2 separate regions of the Homo sapiens genome follow, and region 1 is linked to region 2. A link is a loop called in an ENCODE intact Hi-C map of the cell type or tissue named here. Cell type or tissue: MCF 10A. All regions are shown on one strand. Links, peaks and the distances in the headings refer to the core of each region. The heading gives the core; the rest is flanking DNA.

What was found. A loop is a pair of places that touch in the nucleus more often than their neighbours do. Peaks named below come from ENCODE experiments on the same cell type or tissue, not always from the same donor. Only the 100,000 strongest peaks of a DNase experiment are listed, where the experiment ranks them.
Region 1: a loop joins it to region 2, with 12 times the contacts of the local background. A loop is called at or near these places in 2 of 110 quality-filtered maps.

What each region holds. Positions count from the first base shown.
Region 1 is chr9:87,461,588-87,466,971 of GRCh38, forward strand. No RefSeq gene overlaps it. Among named protein-coding and RNA genes, the nearest start is that of DAPK1, 34 kb to the right of the region's middle. RefSeq lists enhancers at 3,219-3,458, 4,300-4,349. In MCF 10A, for the core only: no CTCF peak of the experiment used is centred there; a DNase peak (open chromatin) is centred at 2,714.
Region 2 is chr9:87,373,721-87,379,104 of GRCh38, forward strand. No RefSeq gene overlaps it. Among named protein-coding and RNA genes, the nearest start is that of DAPK1, 120 kb to the right of the region's middle. In MCF 10A, for the core only: no CTCF peak of the experiment used is centred there; DNase peaks (open chromatin) are centred at 431, 1,851 and 2,141.

The sequences.
Region 1 (5,384 bases), core at 71-5,070, 88 kb after region 2:
AATAGCCTCACTTTTGGGGAACTGAAGTAGGAGCTGGGAGCTGAGGAAAAGGTATTGTATGGAAAGTGGGAGTGAAATGAAAGAAATAGAAAAATGTGAACTTTGAAAATAAATTAATTTATCATAGAAAATAAGATTCGACCTTCCACATATAGCAATTTCCTCTTTCCAACATACCTCAAATGTTAATTTTATAAATGATATGCTAGGGCCAGGCGCGGTGGCTCATGCCTGTAATCCCAACATTTTGGGATGCCAAGGTGGGTGGATAACTTGAGGTCAGGAATTCGAGACCAGCCTGGCCAATATGGTGAATCCCCATTTCTATTAAAAGTACAAAAAAATTAGCTGGGCGTGGTGGCACACGCCTGTAATCCCAGCTATTTGGGAAGCTGAGGCAGGAGAATCGCTTGAACCCAGGAGGCAGAAGTTACAGTGAACCGAGATTGAACCACTGCACTCCAGCTTGGGCGACAGAGCAAGATTCTATCTAAAAAAATAATAAAATAAAAATAAAAGTAATAAAAAATATATAAATGATATGCTAATGGGTGAATTGAACTTTAACTGAAAATGAGAGTAATTTGAGAATGAAGGTATATGGTCTGTATTAAAACTCATAAGAATACCCTTAATATAGAAGTAATCTTTACAAAGCAATGAGGAAAAAAATATTCACACTTCAATAAAACAATGGGAAATAGGTATAGATAGCCAGTTTACAAATGAAAAAAGTAAAATACTCAATAGACACATAAAAGAATGTTCAATTTTGCTAGTAGTCCAAGAAATAAAAATAAAACAAGATGCCATCTTTTGCTTGATGATTTATAAAAATCTCAAAGGATGATAATGCCAATATAGCTAGAGTTTAGAAAAATAAGCATTGAATAAACAATGATATTTACACTAGCTTTTTTTTTTTTTTTTTTTTTTGAGACAGAGTCTTTGTTTCACCCAGGCTGGAGTGCAGTGGCTCGATCTCGGATCACTGCAACCTCCGCCTCCTGGGTTCAAGCCATTCTCGTGCCTAACACTCATGAGTAGCTGGGATTACAGGTGCCCGCCACCACGCCCAGCTAATTTTTTGTTTATTTAGTAGAGACAGGGTTTCACCATGTTGGCCAGCCTGGTCTCAAACTCCTGACCTCAAGTGATCTGCCCGCCTCGGCCTCCCAAAGTGCTGGAATTACAGGCATGAGCACCAAGCCTGGCCTCTTAGCTTTGTTTTCATTAAAAAAAAAAAAAAAAAAAAAAGGCCAGGCTTGGTGGCTCATGCCTGTAATCCCAGCACTTTGAGAGGCTGAGGCAGGCGGATCATGAGGTCTGGAGTTCGAGACCAACCTGGCCAACATGGTGAAACCCCATCTCTACTAAAAATACAAAAAATGAGCCAGGCATGGTGGCACACACCTGTAGTCCCAGCTACTCAGGAGGCTGAGGCAGGAGTATCGCTTGAACCTGGAGGCGGAGGTTACGGTGAGCCCAGATCACACTACTGCACTTCAGCTTGGCAACAGAGCGAGACTCCGTCTCAAAAAAAAAAAAAAAATGGAACCAACCTCAATGTCCACCAATAGGGAAGAGTTATAGAAATTATAATTTAACTACATGATGGAATGTTCTCAAACCATTGAACATGAAAATGATGACTTCATCTGTATTTCTTGACATTAAACGATCTCATATTGACATGGAAAGATATCCATATAACATGTGGCAAACAAGAAAAAAAAGCAGATGGAGACTAGGAAGACTTCTGAAAATACCCTAGGATAAATGAATGTGTGTGGATCTCCACAGAAACACGTTTAGATGCTGCCACACCAAAATATGAACTGTGGTTACTGCTGAAAGATATACTTATGAGTGATTTTTATTTTATAAATGCTGTGTTATGTGAATATTTATATTCAGCAGGTTGAAATCAGGTTAGCAAGAGAAATATTTCCATTTCCATTACACACAGGATAATTTTCTTACAAAAAAATTTAAGACATAAGTTCCCAGACATGTAAAGCTATGAAGACTGAAGCAGACCTTGAAAATCTTAGTCCTAAAAGGAAGTGGTGGTGATTGGGTTGGGGAAAGTTTGTGGAAATCCCTGGTACGAATCTGTTACTGAACACGTAGTTATTGACTACGAACCTGGACTTAACCCTCTCATTTTACAAGAAAGGAAGGCCAGGCCAGGCGTGGTGGCTCACACATTCCCAGCACTTTGGGAGGCCAAGGTGGGTGGATCACGAGGTCAGGAATTCAAGACCAGCCTGGCCAAGATGGTGACACCCCGTCTCTACTAAAAATATTAAAATTAGCCTGGCATGGTGGCAGGTGCCTGTAATCCCAGCTACTCGGGAGGCTGAGGCAGGAGAATCGCTTGAACCCAGAGGACGGAGGTTGCAGCGAGCTGAGATCGCGCCACTGCAGTCCAGCCTAGGTGACAGAGTGAGACTCCATCTCAAAAAAAAGAAAAAAAGAAAGAAAGAAAGGCCAGACTCTCAAGGGTGAAGGTGCTTGCTCTAGGTCACAGGAGTGAAGGGAGGAACTGGCATTTCCTGACTCCGAGTCTCTGGTTTTCTCACCCAAACATGCCACCCCCATTGTGCAAACTGGCTTTTCCCTCCAGCAATTTCGAGTGGCTGTCTATTTTGTATAGCGAAAGGAGGTTTTTGTAGTGGATGACAAATCTTGAGCTAAAAAAGAAACATAGTATGACTCAAACAGTGAGCTGAGTTTACATAGAAATTATAGGCCTGTGCTGCTGTTTGGTAAGATTTTGGAACTAATTACTAGGTATTCCCAAAACAACACTTCTCTGGGCATCACGTGCATTTCTGAAAATTTCCTGAGGGTGATTGCTGGCCAAGAGCATTTCCTGCATGAAAATCCGAACAGTTTCTTTTTTATTGTTACACTCTGATGCAAGATTTCTAAGAATCTTTCTGTGAATCAAAGACTTCACTAGAAATAATGCTGTGTGGAGTCCCTTTACTACCTAGGGACCTATTCAGCTAAACAAGCATTTCTGTTGCAATGTAAATCAACTTTCTGGAATCAAAGAGATTCCAGTTTAAATTTGTCTATAACACACATGAGTGTGAGTAGAGTGGTTGAATGGGGAAAGCCCAGTCTTGAACTGACATGTCTTAGAACACTGAAAAATGTCACAAGTTATGTCTGTGTTTCTGCTGGTGTCTCCTGTGAACTCTCACATCTGGCCTCAGCCACATTCTCCAAGGGGGTGCACCCCACACTCTTCCTTTCCGTTTGGTGTTTTCTTTGCTTTCTGATGATACTTGGGGACCTTGTCCTTGCTGCCGGTGCCCATCAGAGGAAGGTCAAAGTCCATTCCCAAGACTCTCTTGGATGCTCCCAATGGTGTCAAGCCTCAATGATAGCTGGTGATGCATTCTCTGGAGACTGGGGAGAAAGCTTGGCTGATACTGGGCCACAATTTGTCACCTGAAGCTGAAGGGAGCTGAGTCTTGAGAAAGAAAAATCTTTTATCTGAGGAATGCAAGTCTCTCAAATTATCAGGCCCAGAAACACATTTAAATTTAACAGCAGTCATCTCACTCCCCTTTGAGCTAAATAATTACCTCTTAGAGCCTGAGGCCAAGTAGTCATAAAATGCCATACACTCTATAGTTGAAAAGTGTATAGCCAATCACTAACCAATGTTATTTCTGTAAACCAATGAGAATTCCTGACAAACAACTTTAGTAATCAGCCCCTTCTCCTGATTTTTTTTTTTCATTAAAAAATGTGAGCCTCCGCCTGTAATCCCAGCACTTTGGAAGGCGGAGGCGGGCGGATCACGAGGTCAGGAGATCGAGACCATCATGGCTAACACGGTGAAACCCCGTCTCTACTAAAAATACAAAAAAAAAAAAAATTAGCCGGTGTGGTGGCGGGTGCCTGTAGTCCCAGCTACTAGGGAGGCTGAGGCAGGAGGATGGCGTGAACCTGGGAGGCGGAGCTTGCAGTGAGCCGAGATAGTGCCACTGCACTCCAGCCTAGGCAACAGAGCGAGACTCCATCTCAAAAACAAAAACAAAAACAAAAACAAAACAAAACAAAACAAAATGTGAGCCTCTCTTTTGTTCTTCGAAGCACTCCCCAAGGCAACTTGGAAGTGTCTTCTCAGCTGCAGTCCTTAACTTTTGCACTTGAATAAACTCTCTTTAAACTAGATTCTGACCTTTTTGACTATTTTAAATTGGCAGTCTGCACCAATGTCTCCACCAGAGCCAGGAAGGTGGAGACCCAGCACCAAAACACCCTCCCAATTCTCTCTTTCCTCCAGGCCAAGATAACCATCCTTATCTTTTATTTAACAATACACAGGCCTGATGCAAATCAGCTCATGCAAATCACACCTTCAAGACCTGCCCCCAGCTCACTGGACGGGTCTAGACCAGTGCGAATGAGCTCAAATAAGGATCTTGGCTACATGCATTTCCCTTGTCATTTTATACTCCAAAGCAAAAACCTGTTTTGGAAGAATGAAACCAGTTTGCATGGTGCTAAAAAAAGTTTAACACCTGGCTGCCCTAAAAATTTTCAGGTCAAGTTCACCGTGAAGGGAATGCAAAATGCAACACATAAACATAGCTCTGAAAACCAACGAAGACACAAAAACCAAACAATGAAAATATTGTCCCTTCCTCTGGTTTAAATATGTCATTTCCATAAGACCAGATCAAGTCGCTGTTGGACAACTTTTTAAAAGATAGCAACAGTTTAAGCTTAATTTCATTTTAATTTTTCAAAGTGAACTTTAAAAAACACCTTATGTGACTTCCATGAATACACTGAAACACCGTGTTACAGAGCAGCTAAAATAGGAGACCTGGCTCCATTTCGATAATAAATGGTTGGGCTCACTAATGCGCTCAGATCGATGTCAAGCATGGGGGATTATCTACATAAACACACAAACTTTAGCACCTCTAAATTTGACTACTCAGACATAAATGTGACTGGTCTAAGAGAAGATCAATGTTTATAGCCTTAAAGTCACTCAATATTTAATTTAAATGCAAGCTGGTTTATGCCTGAAGCCAATGCCTGACATTTTAGATTTTTTTTTTTTTTTCTTTTTTTTGAGACGGAGTCTGGCTCTGTCATGCAGTGGCATGATCTCGGCTCACTGCAACCTCTGCCTTCTGAGTTCAAGCAGTTCTCCTGCCTCAGCCTCCCTAGTAGCTGGGATTACAGGCGTGTGCCGCCACACCCGGCTAATTTTTGTATTTTTAGTAGAGATGGGTTTTTACCATGTTGGCCAAGATAGTCTCAAATTCCTGACCTCGAGTGATCCGCCTACCTTGGCCTCCCAAAGTGCTGGGATTACAGGCAGTAGCCACCGTGCCCAGCCGGGA
Region 2 (5,384 bases), core at 113-5,112:
TGAGATCGCATCTCTGCATTATAGCCTGGGCAACAAAGCGAGACTCCATCTCAAAAACAAATATATAAACAAATAACATGACATCTTATTTTCTGGGTTCTTCTCACTTCCTTCTCTACTTTGTCTCTGAGTCCATTTTTACATCTCTGAAAATCATTCCGAGGCACTGAGCGATTGTCTGAGGATGTCTGCTACTGTTTTTCACAGCCATCTGCCATCTTTGCTGGCTCTTCATGTTTTCCCTGGACTCTTTTTACCTTGTCTTAGAACTCATCTGAGCCTCAGGGTCTACTTGAGATAGAAACGAGGTGTCTTAGGACAAGCTCTACCCAAGGAAGGAATTCAGGCCACAAGGAGGCTCTGAATGTCCCAGCCTGCTCATCCCTGGGTGAACACAGCTCTGGCTATGATTCAGAGCTCTCCTGAAAGTGTAACCACCCAAGGGGTTCACCTTGCCTGCTGCTTAGACAGAGCTGATTCATCAAGACAGAGGAACTGCAATAGAGAAAGAGTAATTCACGCAGAGCCGACTGTGCGGGAGACCAGAGTTTTATTATTACTCAAATCAGTCTCCCCGAGCTTTCGGGGAGCAGAGTCTTTAAGGATAACTTGGTGGGTGGGGGGAAGCCAGTGAGCCAGGAGTGCTGATTAGTCAGGGATGAAATCGCAGGGAGTCAGAGCTGTCTTCTTGCATTGAGTCAGTTCCTGGTTGGGGGCCACAAGATCAGATGAGCCAGTTTATTGATCTGGGTGGAGCCAGCTGATCCCTCAAGTGCAAGGTCTGCAAAATATCTCAAGCTCTGATCTTAGGAGCAACTTAGGGAGGGTCAGAATCTTGTAGCCTCCAGCTGCATGACTCCTAAACCATAATTTCTAATCACGTGGCTAACGTTAGTCCTACAAAGGCAGTCTAGTACCCAGACAAGGAGGAGGTCTGCTTTGGGAAAGGGCTGTTACCGTCTTTGTTCAAACTATAAAGTAAGTTTCTCCCAAAGTTAGTTCAGCCTATGCCCAGGAATGAACAAGGACAGCTTGGAGGTTAGAAGCAAGATGGAGTCAGTTAAGTTAGATCTCTTTCACTGTCTCAGTCATAAATTTGCAAAAGCAGTTTCAAAAGCTGTGCTTGTCAGTTGGCCTCACATCTGCATGTCTACTTCAGTGGCTACAAAATTTCTAGAGCTTAGCACCTTTCTCCACTTTTGTTGGACACCTGGCTCATCCCACAAGTACTTCTGCAAATATAATTTTTATTTAAGTTGTTTACTTTCCTCAGAAACTAGAGCATCATTGAGGGAGCAAATGTCTGTAAAACATTTAGGGAGCAAATGTCTCAATCCCGAGGCTGAAGCATGAAAGCCTGACACTGCTCCAAAGTACGAGCTTGCTCTCATGACAACTTTAGGTTCAAGATCAACAGTTGGTGATATTTAGGGAAGGCCTTGCTTTGTTTTGGTGTGTAGTTAAGCATCACTCCTGTTGAAGAGTTTTACACACACACACAGACACACACACACACTAGAGAAATACAGAGAGTAGAAGGTAGATACGCAGGTATGCAGAGTATGTGGAGATACAGCATCAAGGTCAGAAACATCACTGGGGTCCAAACTCAAATGGCTTCACAGCCTTCCAAGGAACATTAATGTGTAAATGTGGTTGGGGGTGGGGGGGTGCGGGAAAGAGGACAATAGGGAAAGATAAGAGCTGCACGGGAGAAGAGAGTGCCCAAAGTCTTCAAATTTCAATGATTTTTAATTCATACTTTGAGACATATCTGCAGGCAGCAGAGGCTTGAAGATCACAGCCTGAGACATCCTGATTCTGTCATGCTGCCAGAACATTGCCTCCTCTACTGCTGTTGTTGGCACTAAACCTTACTGCCCAGACTGCCATCCAATTAGTAATAGGATTCATCAACACTTTTGAATTAAGTGAGGGGGGAGGTACAGAAAGATGTCATTCATTCATGCCCACCATCATAGGAGATGCAACCTTCATAAAATAAATCCATGCCCTCAACCAGCTAGGGAACAATGTGGGGACGTAGGGTTTGTAAATAAGGGCCGGATTACAAAGCAGTGCAGGATCAGTGTAAACAAGCCTGGCATGGAAAAATACCCATCATGGGGTGTGAGAGTATGATGGATTCTTTCCAGATGTGGTCAACTAGAAAAACATTACGAAAATATTTGGGGCCGGGCACAGTGGCTCACACTTATAATCCCAACACTGTGGAATGCTGAGGCAGGAGGATTGCTTGAGCCCAAGAATTCATGACTAGCCCAGGCAACACAGAGAGACCCCGTCTGATAAAAGAAACTATCCGAGCATGGTGGTACACAGCTGTAGTCCCAGCTACTTGGGAGGCTGAGGAAGGAGGATCACTTAAGCCTAGGAGTTCAAGGTTGCAGTGAGTTCTAATCATGCCATTGTACTGCAGCCTCAGCAACAGAGTAAGCCCCTGCCAACCCCCACCCCCAAAATTGGGATTTTTTACTGTGCTTGAAAAAATAAGTCGGATTTTAGAGAGAGAGTAGTGTAAGGTCAGTCTTCTCATTTATTGCAAAAACTATTATTTCAGACATTAAAATTACAAATGGACATTCACGCTGCCTCCACAGACCAACTGAGCTTATCTATGGAGCTTGATAAAGATGACAAAAAGAGTTAATGAAAAAGGTTTCTGAAGTCTGGAATGAAATCTAGAGGTGGGTTCTAGGAGCACAGATGACCCAGATTAAAGAAAACAGACAAAGCTGTGTAGACAGCTCTTCCCTATCACTGTGAAATCTGCCAGAGAGCCCAGACACCACTCCTGATCTCCCAGCTACAACAGCAGTACCAACAGCTTGGATAACTCATCCCAAGGAGAGTCTAAACTATCCAGAAAGTATAGATCTGTCAAAATATTTGTGTAAGCTTGGCAATTTTGAGCTGCTTATTAATAGGTTTTTTTCCAACTCAATTTTCAGTGCAAAGTTCCATAATTAACCTTCCAACAACACTTCATTTTGGTTGGAGTTAAAAATCTTCACAAAATAAATAGAATTCCTGGTATAGCTACGATCTGAGGGCCTTTAAATGATTCGCATGCAACATCCTGCCTTCATCATTGTAATTGTGAGGGTTCTTGGATTACAAGCAACCAAAACCAGATCAAACTAATTTAAGTAAAAATAGATTCTATTGGCTCATAGAATGGGAAGCAAGTCTCCAGAAACAGATCTTATGAGGGAGTAAGAGCTAAATGTTAGTCTCTCTGGGGTAATACCCTTGAATGAATGAGCACTAATTGCTTTTAATCTCGGCCTAACACTCAACTTCCACAGGGAGAGTGTGACTGAACTTGGGTCACGTGTTTACCTCATGGTAGGTAAATGGGAAATGCCTTGGACACCAGTCCCCATCAGCATTATCCCCAATAGAAGTTTTGTTTTCCAAAGGGAAATTGAGGTGCAATTTTGCAGGGAGAGAGGATGGATCATTGACACTCAAAAACAATGGAGCACCATGTGTAATTGCAGCATCACTGGAATTACGATGCCCATATTACCTTTGGAAGATGGTAAGATTTTTGAGTGTTTTATCAATTGTAGTAATGCTGTGTTTAAATGCTGCCTAGACATCATCCAGCTCTGTGACCATTACCCTGAGCTAACTTATAGTATTGTAGGCTATAAGGACAGTAACACAACATGGAGTCACTATCTTCAGAATAAGATGATGCTTTTAAACATTAGCGAACCTCCCTAGCCTTCAAAAGATCATTTGGGTGAATTTCAAGGAGTAGGCAAGGAAAAGAAAAATATTAACAATATGCTTTTTCTGGTATTTTTGACATGAAGTTTGAGGGAAATTAGCATCTCTTGAAAACTTCTCTTCATGACTTTTCAGATTTCTGTTGATTTTAGACTCATGTCACCCATCAGTTGTCTTTAGCTTAATCTGCTGTCACCAGGAGCACTAGTATGATATGTTGTTCTTTTGATTAAAAAGGAGATCTTTATATTTAAGTATAAAATTTTGGAAAATCTTTTAAAGACAGAATGATCTCCCTAGCAGAGTGGCGATTCCCTTTCTCCAGAAAGTTGTCAACTAAAGACAACCACTGGTAAGAGGACAGCAGTCGTGTGTTGTGTCATGAGTGGCCAGATCATGTAACCTTCATGTCCATTTCAATAATAAGATTCTGTAGTTCTAAATCTGATTAATGCCAACGTGGAATCTCAAAACACAGCCTGACAGTCAAAGAAAAGGACTTACATTTCAGAGGGTATCATCAATTTTGCCTGAAAATAGCTTAAATCATTTTAAAAATCAACCTGATGAGGCTGATAAGTTGGATTTATTTATGAAAAATCATAAATAATAGAAAGTATGATGTGTTTGTTCTGCAAGACAGGGTGTTGTTTTTAGCCAGCGTATTAGGGTTCTCTAGAGGGACAAAACTAATGGAACCCAAATATATATAAAGGGGAGTATATTAAGTATTAACTCACATGATCTCAGGGTCCCACAATAGGCTGTCTGCAGGCTGAGGAGCAAGGAAAGCCAGCCTGAGTTCCAAAACTGAAGAACCTGGAGTCTGATGTTCAAGGGCAGGAAGCATCCAGCACAGAAGAAAGATGTAGGCTGGGAGACTAGGCCAGTCTCTCTTTTCACATTTTTCTGCCTGCTTATATTCTAGCTGCGCTGGCAGCTGATTAGATTGTGCCCACCCAGATTAAGGGTGGGTCTGCCTTCCCCAGCCCACTGACTCAAATGTTAAACTCCTTTGGCAACACCCTCACAGACATACCCAGGATCAATACTTTGTATCTTTCAATCCAATCAAGTTGACACTCAGTATTAGCCATTACAGCCGCTCTTCTCCAGCAGTTGAAGCAAGTGATTCTAACCAAAACAAGAATTTTCAAATAGAAAATGACTTAATTGTTAATGATATTTCTAAGTTCTTTATTTATAGTTTGAAGTCATAGAACAGCATGATAGCATATTGAAGTATTATCAATTGCACTAAAACAGACATTATCCAAGACCAGCAAAAGTGGATTGGGAACATAAAAATTTTATGGGGTTATGAAAAAAGGAAAATAAAAAGCCCATAAAACTGCTTAAGAGTATAAATGTAATGATTTCATGATAAACTATCTTTTAATGTATAAAATTAAAGCACTAAAACAGACATTATCCAAGACCAGCAAAAATGGACTGGGAACATAAAAATTTTATGGGGTTATGAAAAAAGGAAAATAAAAAGCCCGTAAAACTGCTTAAGAGTATAAATGTAATGATTTCATGATAAACTGTCTTTTAATGTATAAAATTAAAATCCTTTCTAAATGAGCTGAAATGCTGACAAAATAATAGCAATTGAGATTTGT